2 separate regions of the Homo sapiens genome follow, and region 1 is linked to region 2. A link is a loop called in an ENCODE intact Hi-C map of the cell type or tissue named here. Cell type or tissue: pancreas. All regions are shown on one strand. Links, peaks and the distances in the headings refer to the core of each region. The heading gives the core; the rest is flanking DNA. Region 1 overlaps LOC105376030 (a long non-coding RNA gene). Region 2 has its middle 74 kb from the start of MIR4475.

Region 1 (5,379 bases), core at 210-5,209, 56 kb before region 2:
AATAATCAATTAAGCAAATCAATAAATTAAATAATTACAGACTCTGATTAGTGTTTTAAAGGAAATCAGTGGAGTGCTATGAGCAATGGTTCTTGAAGTGTGGTCCCCGGACCAACAGCTTCGACATCATCTGGGAGCATGTTAGAAGTGCAAGTTCTGGGTACAAAAGCAAAAATAGAAAGAATGCATAAGATCTAGTATTTGAAAGCACAACAGAGTGACTATAGTCAATAATAATTTAATTGCACATTTAAAAATAACTGAAAGAGTATAATTGGATTGTTTTCAACACAGGATGGGGCTTGAGGTGACAGATACCCATTTACCCTGATGTGACTATTACACATTGTGTGCCTGTATCAAAATATCCTACATGCCCCATTAATATGAACACCTTTTATGTACCCACACAAATTATAATTTAAAAACTAAAGAAATGCAAGTTCTCAGGTTCCACCCCCGACTTACTGAGTCAGAAACTCTAGGGTGAGTGGGGCAACAACCTGTGCCGTAACAAGCCCTCCAGGTGGCTCAGGTGCATGCTCAAGTTTGATGACCTCCGATACAGAATGATGAGGCTGCCAAAAGCCTCTTGACTGAGGGTGGTGAAAAAGGCCAGCCCGAGGAAGTGATGCTCAAAGAGAGGCCTCAGGAATGAGGAGGACCCGTGTGAGGAGTTGGAGGAAAAGTGTCCCTGGCTGTGTGGTTTTGGACCTCAGTTTCCTTATCTGTGTATTGGGGATGACAATAGTTTCTGCCATCATAGGGCTGTAATGAGGACCAGTGGCTAAAGGGCTTAGCAGGCTTTGCAAAAAAGTAAGCTCGCTGTTAAAGATTATTTTTCTTATTTAGCATATGATGCCACCAGGTCCCAGCTCTTGGGGGACCTGCAATACTAGGAAGGTGGCAAGCAGGCTTCTGGGAGGCCCAGTCTTCAGGGGTCTGTGCTGTAGTGTCAATAGAGTCAGGACCTCAGATACAAGCAACAAAGCTTCCAGGGGTCTCATTCCAACTTCCACTTAGCATCGGGCTCCACCCTCCATCAATTTTTTTTTTCTACTTGCAAACAACTCCAAAGTACCAGGGATTTTGTGCATTTTTAAAGCAGCACAGATCCTGGTACATCATCCCAACAAGATGACGTGGGACACTTTCATCTTCAGGAAGAATGCTTGGTTAAAAATCAGAGAAGTCCCATCTGTCCAGCCGGTCAGCAGCCATGCCATGAATCTTGCCCGAGAGCCCAAGGTGCACGGTCGCTGACCTCAGGGAGCTTGTGACCTAGTTGGGGGATATGAGACACACAAGCAGCTGCACAAAACACGAGGTAGAAAATGCTATTAGGGAGATGTCGAGCATTCAGGGGACAGGGAGATTGATTCCTGCTGGGAGTTTGGGGACACCTTCCTGGATGTACGTTCCCTCGAGGACATCCATCATTTCTTGCAGGAGCTTCCAAGTCTAAAGAGCTTATTATTCCCTCCTACACCACTTGGGACTGTAAATCAAAAAGTCCAGTTCATAGAAATCTTCAATTCTTAAGCAGAGAAGAGAGAGGCTCAAAGTTGGTTTAAACTCCCTGCCAGCCCTTTGGAAGGAGAAGGGGAAGAAGATCTTTGAAAGCTGCCTCTGTTGTGTTTATTTCACGATCAGGAGGTCCTTAGGAAATATCTAGACCAATTCTCCCACTGTAGAGATGAGAAACTGAGGCCAGAGAAGGAAGGGATGTTGCCAAGGTTACCTGCTGAGTCAGGGGCAGTGCTGGGACTGGAATCCCGGCCCTGTGGCCTCCTGTGGGGGTAGGAGCTGGGGCCGCAGGAGGTTTGCCTGAGAACACTGGCCTGGACTTGCTACCAGGACCTCCTGGGACCCCTGTGCTGGGTCTTTTTGCTCTCATCAATTACCACCAATTTCTTGTCCCTGCATCCAGAGCTTAGGCCCACCCAGCTAGAACTGTCTTCTGCCCCAGGGGAGCCAGACAAATGCCCAGAGACTGAGGCAGGGGCCAAGCCTCTTCCTTGTGTACTTCCTGCTTTTGCCCTGTTTCCTGGCCTCTGACTGCTTCCTTAGCCCTTGCCCTGGACTTTGGCCCCAGAGGATCTGGGGCCATTGTGGGGTGGGTACAGTTTCTGTACCTTCTGCTGCCAGTGTCTGCTCCCTCCAGACCCCAGCTCATCCGACTCATGCTCCTGTCACGTCTCCTCTCCCTTGGCCTGCATGGACCTCTCACCGCGTAGGTCCTTGGCTCTCACCTGGCTCTTCTGGCCCAGTAAGTGATGCCCCTGCTTCCCATCCTTCTACAGCTTCACCAAGAAGAAAAACACCCACATAGCATCGAGAAAAACTACCACATTTAGCCTCGCTTTAAAATTCAGGTAAATTAATACAGCTAGAAAAGAAAAACAAAAATGTAGGCTTGATTAGTGAAAATTTTACTACTTAGAATTGATGACATGAACTGAGGTTAATTGATCATCCAGGTAACAACACTTATTTGCATCATGACCACGTGTCAGCATCACTTAGTTATGAGTTGAACTTGATGATACCACTGAGCTCAGGTAAAGTATCCTGGGCCTTCATATTTGCCACATAGTTTTGTCACCTGCTCCCAGTTTTAATAGTTTGGAAATGTTTGGCCATATTCCAAAGTCATGGCAGTTGTTGTGGTCATGAAATTATGTTAAAGGGTAACACAGGTCATCTATATCAGCCTCAAACCCAGGGAGGGAATCCCACCCACACCTCGCTGGGAGTGGTCACCCAGGCCCATTCTTGAGGATTTCTGGTGGCAAGGAGCTTGCTATCAACAAGGAATTCTGATCTTTGAGTAATGCCAATTGAGTGGAAGTCCTTCCATAGATAGAGTCAAAATCTGCCTTTCTGTGGCTTACACTATCAATTACATCATCAATTACACCATCAATATTGGTTGTGTTGATCTAGACGTTAGTGAAAAGTCTTCCACATGACAGTCCCCTCAGTATTTTAAGATGCTGAGATTGTGAGACCCCAAGAGGCAGTATAGTATAGTGGATAAGAACCTACTTATTTGGGTTCAAATCCTGGTTCTGCCACTCACTAGCTATTATTATATTGATGGAGTTATGTACTCTCTCTATACCTCAGGTACCTTAACTATAAAATGGTGACCATAGTGTTTACCTTTTGAGTTATTGAGACAATTAATGAGCTAATATGCCTAAGTGCCTGGAACATACTCAGCTCTATGTGAATGTTAGTTACCGCTCTTTTCTTAGTCTCACAGACTAACTATTCTCCATTTATTCCATTTTTCCCCTTAAAGATTACTTAAAGCTCCTTCATATGGAAACACCTTAGGAGTCCTGCAAGTTTCTCAAATTGGGTACAGAAAACAATAAGGCATTGTTATAAAATTAAATGAGTTATTTCAAGCAAGGCTCTGAGTACAGTTGCCTGAAACATAGTTAGCCTCAATAAATACTTGCAGTCATGGTTATTGGTGCTTATTGAACTATTCTACAATAGAGACGAGAAATTAATGATATACATGTCTCAAATCTAAGTGACTTTTGAATAACTTAGACGTGTACCTAAGTGAAATGTCTTAAATAAAGACTAGGCATGTGTGCAGAAAACTGCTCTAATTACTCAGCTCCTGCAGACACATTCCCGTCTTTGGAGACTCACAAAGTCTCAGTTACCGTTTCCCCTCAGGTATCGCGCTTCACGGTGATGAATGGGAACTGAAACTTGGAATGGAAATGCTGTTTCCATGGGACTGCGGTGGCAGCAGGAAAGGCATTAGATTAGTGTTTGAAATGCACAGTCTTGGAGAGGAAGCCGGAAGCTGCCTTCAAGAACACCCCCAGCTCAGCCCTGAGACTCATGGAGGGAAAGTCTTTCACCAGCAGGAAGGAGTTCCAGGAGCATCAGGGATCGATCTCGGGGCCACCTCCAAAGCAGCAGCTCCCGATACAGCTGTTCCAGACACAGCAGCTTTTTCCAGATAAATCAACCTTGCTGTCTCAGAAATCCCAGAAGCAACAAATGCTATACTTTTTTCTCCTTTTTGCCCACATCTTTTTGTTGTTGTTTTGGCTGTCATTGTTTGAGTGTGACTATATTTCACCTAGACTGCTGCATGCATTATCTCATTAGATTCACAATGCTCATCTGAGGTTGGTAGTTTTATTCCCATTTTACAGATAAGAAAGTTGAGACAGATTGTTCACAACTATTTCAATTCTCACTTTTCCACACTCTGAGAAGATGTGCATGGCCAGACTAGCTTTGACCAGTGGAATGTGAATGGAAGTGAAAGAGCTCACTTTAAGGGCAGTGAGTGAATTACCATGCCCTGTTCACATTGCCTTGGTCATTGCGGAAGGAGTAACAAGAAGTTTCCATAAACCTGGGTTCTGGAGTTACTACAATGAATAGAGTCCCCAGCAAATCTTTAATGAACACGCAGCATGAGCAAGAGATCAATCTCGGTCATTTTAAGCCACTTAGATTTCAGAGCTGTTTGTTACTGCGGCATAAGCTAGATTATCCTGACTGATACAGAAGTGTTCCATACCATGCCGAAGGTTACAGAGGTGTGGAGCTGAAATTTGAAGCCAGGTTTGTCCTATTTTAAAGTCTGTGCTCCACCCGCTACATTATTACACTGCCTCCTTTCTTTCTACCTCCTTAGTTCTCTGCCTCACTGCCTCCTCACCCCAGCCTACCCACTGGGCAACTATGCTCAGAGTGTAAAAGGGTCTCACTCCACTCCGCTTAGCAGGAAGCACTTCCCTGCCCTCTGGAAACACTCCTGGGCAACCATGGTTTTTACAAAGGCACGCTGAACTCCAAAGGCAGGGGCGGAAGTGGATGGAATTGCCTCTCACACTGTTCTACCCTCTTGTACTTGTTGCTCTCCTTCCCATCCCGAGGGATCCTTCCCCAGAAAACTCCAGTCTCACTGGGTTCCTCATTTTATGTCTCCTCAGGATTAAAGGCTGGCACTCAAGGCCCACCGTGAACCAGTTCCTGCTTCCTTTCTAGTTTTCATTCCTGTCTTTCCTCTGCATGAGGTCCCAGGCACAAACATGTAGGAATTCCCTCCTCCCTGATCCTTTTCATCTTCTGACAGTCACACACACGCGTGCACACACACACACACACACACACACACACACACAACACATCAGTTGCTCCGTCCCTCCATTCCCAGCCCCTAGTCCTCGCCTGCGTCTCAGTGTGAGTCACTCTGCATCAGCCTGGTCTATGCATGCTCTGTCTCCCCTCAGACTGAGGCGCTCAGGGCAGGGACTACATCTGATTTCTTTCTGTGTCCCCAGAGACCCCATAAGGTCTGATCCATCCAGAGTGGGGGCTTCTGACATAACA
Region 2 (5,379 bases), core at 281-5,280:
AATCGCTACTGATTGATTTCTGTGCATCAGGCAGAACAGGAGCGCAGGATAGAAGGAAAGCCCAGTTACAGAGAAAGTCAAGTTACATTTGGGTGCATCTACTTTGAACTACAAAATTCCTTCCCGTGGACTACACATGCCTATACACTCATCAGCTGGAAGATCTGGCCTTAAAATGTACACTGTGGTTAATAACACCAGGGATGGCAAGATTCCCAATTATTTTGATATTCTGTGTTTTTGCTGAATTACCAGGACCCCCTTGGTAGCTGGTTTCTCTGAAGTCTCCAGGGAATCATGTCAGGACAGAGACCAGCCTGACTGTCTAATCTTAGCCCACAGGAGTGGATTTGGTCACCTCCTCTCCCCAGGCCAACTCCCAGAATGTTTGGAGATTTCCAGAAGGGTTGTCTAGGCTTAACCTCTCTCTAAACAGCAGCATCCTTCCCTCCACTCACCCATCACTCTAACAACACACATCCCGTAATAAGCAATGGGAAGCATCAGCAAGAGAAGCCAGAGGAACAAACTTACAAATGTGACCTTCATCCCAATTCAGAGATGTGTGCCCTCCAAGGTCTTAACCAGTGACCTCTTGGGACCACATATGACCAACCTCGCACCATCATGGTCAGAGGGCTCCAATCAGGGAGGCTTAAGAGCCATTGGGATCATTTGCAAAGCCCGGCCTTAGGAGAGAAGGCAAATACCAGCACTGCATAGAATTACACATGTGCAGAAGGTGAGGAATCCCAGATCAGACCACTCTATTCTCTCCAGTCTCAAAAGAAGGTCACACAGTCTCCTGAGATGAAAAGAGAACACAAAATAACAACAATAAAGCTATCTTACATCAAGAATTTGTACTCCCAGCTCTATGCAAGTTAATCTTTGCATTTTTAGCATTTCATTCTTACAACAACCTATGAGTAGGTACTTCTATTATCACTAAGTGCCTGAATATCCTGGTTTGCCAGGACAGCCCTGGTCCACGCCCACTGTCCCAACGTGCTTATTAAGAGTGCCAACTTTCACTCTCAATAGTGTCCCCATCTGGATGACTTTAACAGTCACCCTAATTATTATCCCCTTTTGTAGGTGAAGAGACGGAGGTTCAGAGAAGTTAGGTGACCTCCCCTATGTCACACAGCTGGGATGTGGTGGGGCTGAGACTTGGATGAAGTCTGTCTGACTCCAGGGAGAGCCAACTCTCCCTGGTAGTGAGGTGCAGTGAAGAAGGGTACAGCCAGACAGGGGAGGCAGGGGTGAGATTACCACCCCCCCTTTCAGCTTTACATTCCGAATATTTCCGAATAGACGTGTATCCCCTTTTGCAAATCTCCCCCTAAAAATAAAAGCCAATACAGTTTGTGATTGGGATATTCTCACAGACAAAGACAGTGAGCATTAGAAGAACAGAAGGAACACAGTCCAAGGTGTGTAGAGCTCAGGGACTCTCAGCTCTGAGACCATGTGAAGGAAACCACCTCCCCCAGCCTGCTCAGGCAGCATCTGGCCAGGTGCCCCAGAGCCCTGTATGTCTGTGCAGCCCCTTCTGCACCTGCCGTTGGTTGGGGGCTGGCAGAAATGCAGCAGAAAGGGCCCTGCGGGAGTGCCTGCAGCCTGGTGGCTGTTCTCTTCCACTCTTCCTCTCTGAGTGACATCTCTTCATCTGTGAAATGGACCTGGTAATCCATGACCTACCTGCTTCCTGGAGTTCTGCAAAAGGGAACTAAAAGGAAAAGCTGTGTTTAGGGGTATTTTCTAAAAGCCCAACCACAGGAGCCAACCAAGCCATCAGCATCCCTCTACCCAGTGAACACTGTCCAGGCCCTGTGATGTGGTCACCAGGGCCCACATGTCCAGAGCAGGCTCAGCTCAGCTGTGGGGTGAGCGGCAAACAGGGCTCATTTGGTTTGGGGTGATACGTTCTCCTGTTAATAGGAGATTCCCAACCCATTCTTTTTTTAAATTCCCCTCATAGAAGGTGTTGTTTTTTTAACCTTCAAGTAAATTTAAATGTAGTTCCCACCTGGGAGGAAAAGAAAACTGCAGCACTCAGCTCATAGTGTATTGATCATGTTTCAGGCCAGACACTCCAGCTGCAACATGGAAAGAGGAAGTGAAGCTGAAAGGATGGCATTGACGGGGGGGGCCCCATGGCGCAGGAACAAGGGCATGATCCCACTTTCAGCCCCTCCACTGGAAGGTGACCCCTCCCAGCTGAGGCAATGCACACACAAATCACCAAACCTCCCATGGAAAATAAATCTTTCCTCCAGGAGCACCCTCTCCCCTTGCACCCTCTCTAACAGGAGGCAGCATGGCAATTTCCAGAGGAATTTTACTTTGAAATGACAGTGGGACAGAATGGGGGCCTCTGGGCCGCTGCTGGGAGGACTCCATGAGACCTCTCTGCTGAAGAGAGATCCCATAGTTTCTATAAACAGCATATGAGGCTGGGCAATACATGGAACTGGGTTAGGAATCCAAAGGCCCAAGTCTGGAATGTGAAATCTGTACAACTTAACCTCTAAGTCTCAGTTTCCTCATCCATAAAATGGGACCATTAAACCATACTCTGACCGCATCCCAGAATGGTGAAGCCTCTCCAATCCACGAAATGGTGGGGAAACTGAGTCCCATAGGAAGGGGTTTCATGATTCACCTACCCTCCAGCCTAGTGCTTTCTCCTTTATCCCTTCCCCTCTTTTCATACTCTCAAAAAAGATGCTCTGTTACTTTGTCACCAGAACACCATTCTTGTCATATCTGGAGTTTGATTCAAATTAATTTAGACAGAAGGTCTTTGGAGCTATTTTGTCCCCAATGAAGGATGCCCAATTCCTGCCCTCCCCACTCACAGATTCTGCACAGCCTCTCACGTGTCAGTCCACCCTGGGTCACCCCTTCTCACCCATGAGACATCTGAGGTCACACTTGACAAGAATTCCTGGGCCACTGCAAGGGCATGGCTCAAAAGAAGCCCAGTGCTTTTCTCAACTCACCTTCTCAAAAGTGCACCCTTATCCCCACAAAGAAGCCAGGAGAGCAAGGTGATGCCTCCGAGGGATGCCATTTACAGACAACCCTTAGCAGTGACAAGAGCAGGGCGATGACCTTCATAGGAATCCCTCGTAGTCACATTTCAGCCCTGGCCCAAGACAGGCTCCACTGACTCCTGGACATAAATTACTTGTTCATTATCAGGCCCCGACATGGGGAAGGATGTCGGCAGCTCGGTTGTGTCTGGCGTGGTGGCAGGCATTCTCAGGCTGGTCTGCCACTGTCCATGGTGCTGCTTTGTATGGGCCGGAGCTGCTGCCGTCCTCACCAGGCAGGCTCAGGCCGCGAGCCACCCACCAGCTTCGTGTTTCACTCAGGCAGCCCTAGAGTCTTGGGTGCCGGGTGGCAGAGAGAATACACAAGTGCACACAACAGGGTGGCCAGGGATAAATGGAGATGGAAATTCAGCACCAATGTCAAGCCGCAGAGTCTGACTTAATACTTAGAGCCACCACTTATAGAGCCTTTGCTATAAGCCAGGTACTAGGCTAAGTAATTTTACATTAGTTGGGATCCTTTGGTTGCAAGTGACAGAAACCCAGCTCCAACCAGCTAACCCAAAAGGGAAATGTTATGGGCAGTCCCTCAAATACTGAAACCACAGGAAAAACAGGAATGACGCTGGACCACGAGATAACTGGAACCAGGGATTCAAGGGCAATCCAGTGTCTCTCTCTCCTCCTCTCTGCTTCTTTCCAGGTTGTTCTTTTCTTTTTTTCTTTTTATATTTTTAGACAGAGTCTCACTTTATCACCCAGGCTGGAGTGCAGTGGCACAATCTCAGCTAACTGCAACCTCCACCTCCTGGGTTCAAGCTATTCTCATGCCTCAGCCTTCCAAGCAGCTGGGATTACAGGTGTGCACCACCACGCCTGGCTAATTTTTGTATTTTTAGTAAAGACGGTGTTTCACCGTGTTGGCCAGGCTGGTCTTGAACTCCTGACCTTAGGTAATCCGCCCACCTTGGCCTCCCAAAGTGCTGGGATTGCATGCATGAGCCACCACACCCAGCTGCAGTTGTTATTTTCTGATGGGTCAGCTGTACCCCACCCGGGCAAGACCAGAACCCAATGTGCAGCCAACTTCAAGCTTGCATCTTTTATCTTTACAACAGACAGGGGAGAGCCCTTCTTTCTCCAGCTACAGTATAAAATCCCAAGGACAGACTCTGATCGGCTGCATTCAGTCATGTGCTCTGGCCAGGGAAGTGCAGTGCCATGACCTGCAGCCCTGAGAACAACTGGGAGCACTTCCTGGGAGAAGGGAAATGCTCAACTGGGCAGAAAAACCATAAAGTTCACACAGATGTTGCACACATTATCTCATTATTCCTCACAACCATCCTGTGAAATAGGCACTATTATAATACCCATTTTGCAGGTGAGGAAACTGAGACTCAGAAAGGGTAAATTATCTGCCCACTGTCATCCAGTTAGAAAGTGGCAGGGCCAGGGATCAAATCCAGGTCAGCTGGACCCCAAAGCCCAAGCTCTTTGCCTCCACTCATGAACATAGACTTGGCAACTTGAAGGAGACACTGGAAAACCTTCCCAGTCTTAAAAATGCTGAAAGGTCTGAGCTGAGGGTTCGGTTCCTAGACAAGGAGACATGGTGGGGATGGGGAAGGGAGGGCGGAGCAAAAGCAGAGTCCTCGGTCCACAGGCCTGGTCTGTGGCTTCTGGGTTGGGTCTCTTCTTTTTGCCATGAAGGGATGGTTAGGGCAGAGATTAAACCAGAGGAGAAGGTCCAAGCAATAACCCAGGTGAGCTCAGGGGCTTGTGTGGGCTCCTCCACCTTGATGGGGGTCTGCTCCATTGAAAAGCACTTCTCTCCATTGCATGCCTTTCTCCTGCCAGAGGCTTTATGCGTAGAATAAGAGGTCCTCTTGAGAGGTAGCCTGAGAGGCAAACAGGAGAAAGCAGCCCTGTATCTGGCCACTTGTGCTAGAAGGGGAAAAGCTGCAACACTGCCCTATGCCACCCCTCACCCACCAAAACACACACAGCAACAAGAGGCTCTGAGAGCAGGGAAGAGCCATTCCTCACTTTGGCCACGACTTTTTTAGAGATCATTTTCCCCCACCATCCCTCCCTCACCACATCTCTTCTCTGTCAGCTGTTTCGTGGAGTCAGCATTTTACACAATCCCAGAGAGGAGATCAAGTAGGACTAAAGCTCCCATTTCATAGAGGAGCAAATTAAGGCCCAGAGAGAGTATAACTTTCCCAAGGACACACAGCTAGTATGTGATTTTAATATTTTTGTCACCGACATCAACATCTTCTCTTCCCCAGATAAAATAACAATAGTTCAG

The links. Hi-C counts contacts between places; a loop is a spot of excess contacts. Peaks named below come from ENCODE experiments on the same cell type or tissue, not always from the same donor. Only the 100,000 strongest peaks of a DNase experiment are listed, where the experiment ranks them.
Region 1: a loop joins it to region 2, with 6 times the contacts of the local background. A loop is called at or near these places in 1 of 110 quality-filtered maps.

The regions. Positions count from the first base shown.
Region 1 is chr9:36,802,546-36,807,924 of GRCh38, reverse strand. The region is part of intron 2 of LOC105376030 (a long non-coding RNA gene); the gene reads right to left. Among named protein-coding and RNA genes, the nearest start is that of MIR4475, 18 kb to the left of the region's middle. In pancreas, for the core only: no CTCF peak of the experiment used is centred there; no DNase peak of the experiment used is centred there.
Region 2 is chr9:36,746,427-36,751,805 of GRCh38, reverse strand. No RefSeq gene overlaps it. Among named protein-coding and RNA genes, the nearest start is that of MIR4475, 74 kb to the left of the region's middle. RefSeq lists a silencer at 3,240-3,359. In pancreas, for the core only: no CTCF peak of the experiment used is centred there; a DNase peak (open chromatin) is centred at 3,299; H3K27me3 peaks cover 260 bases.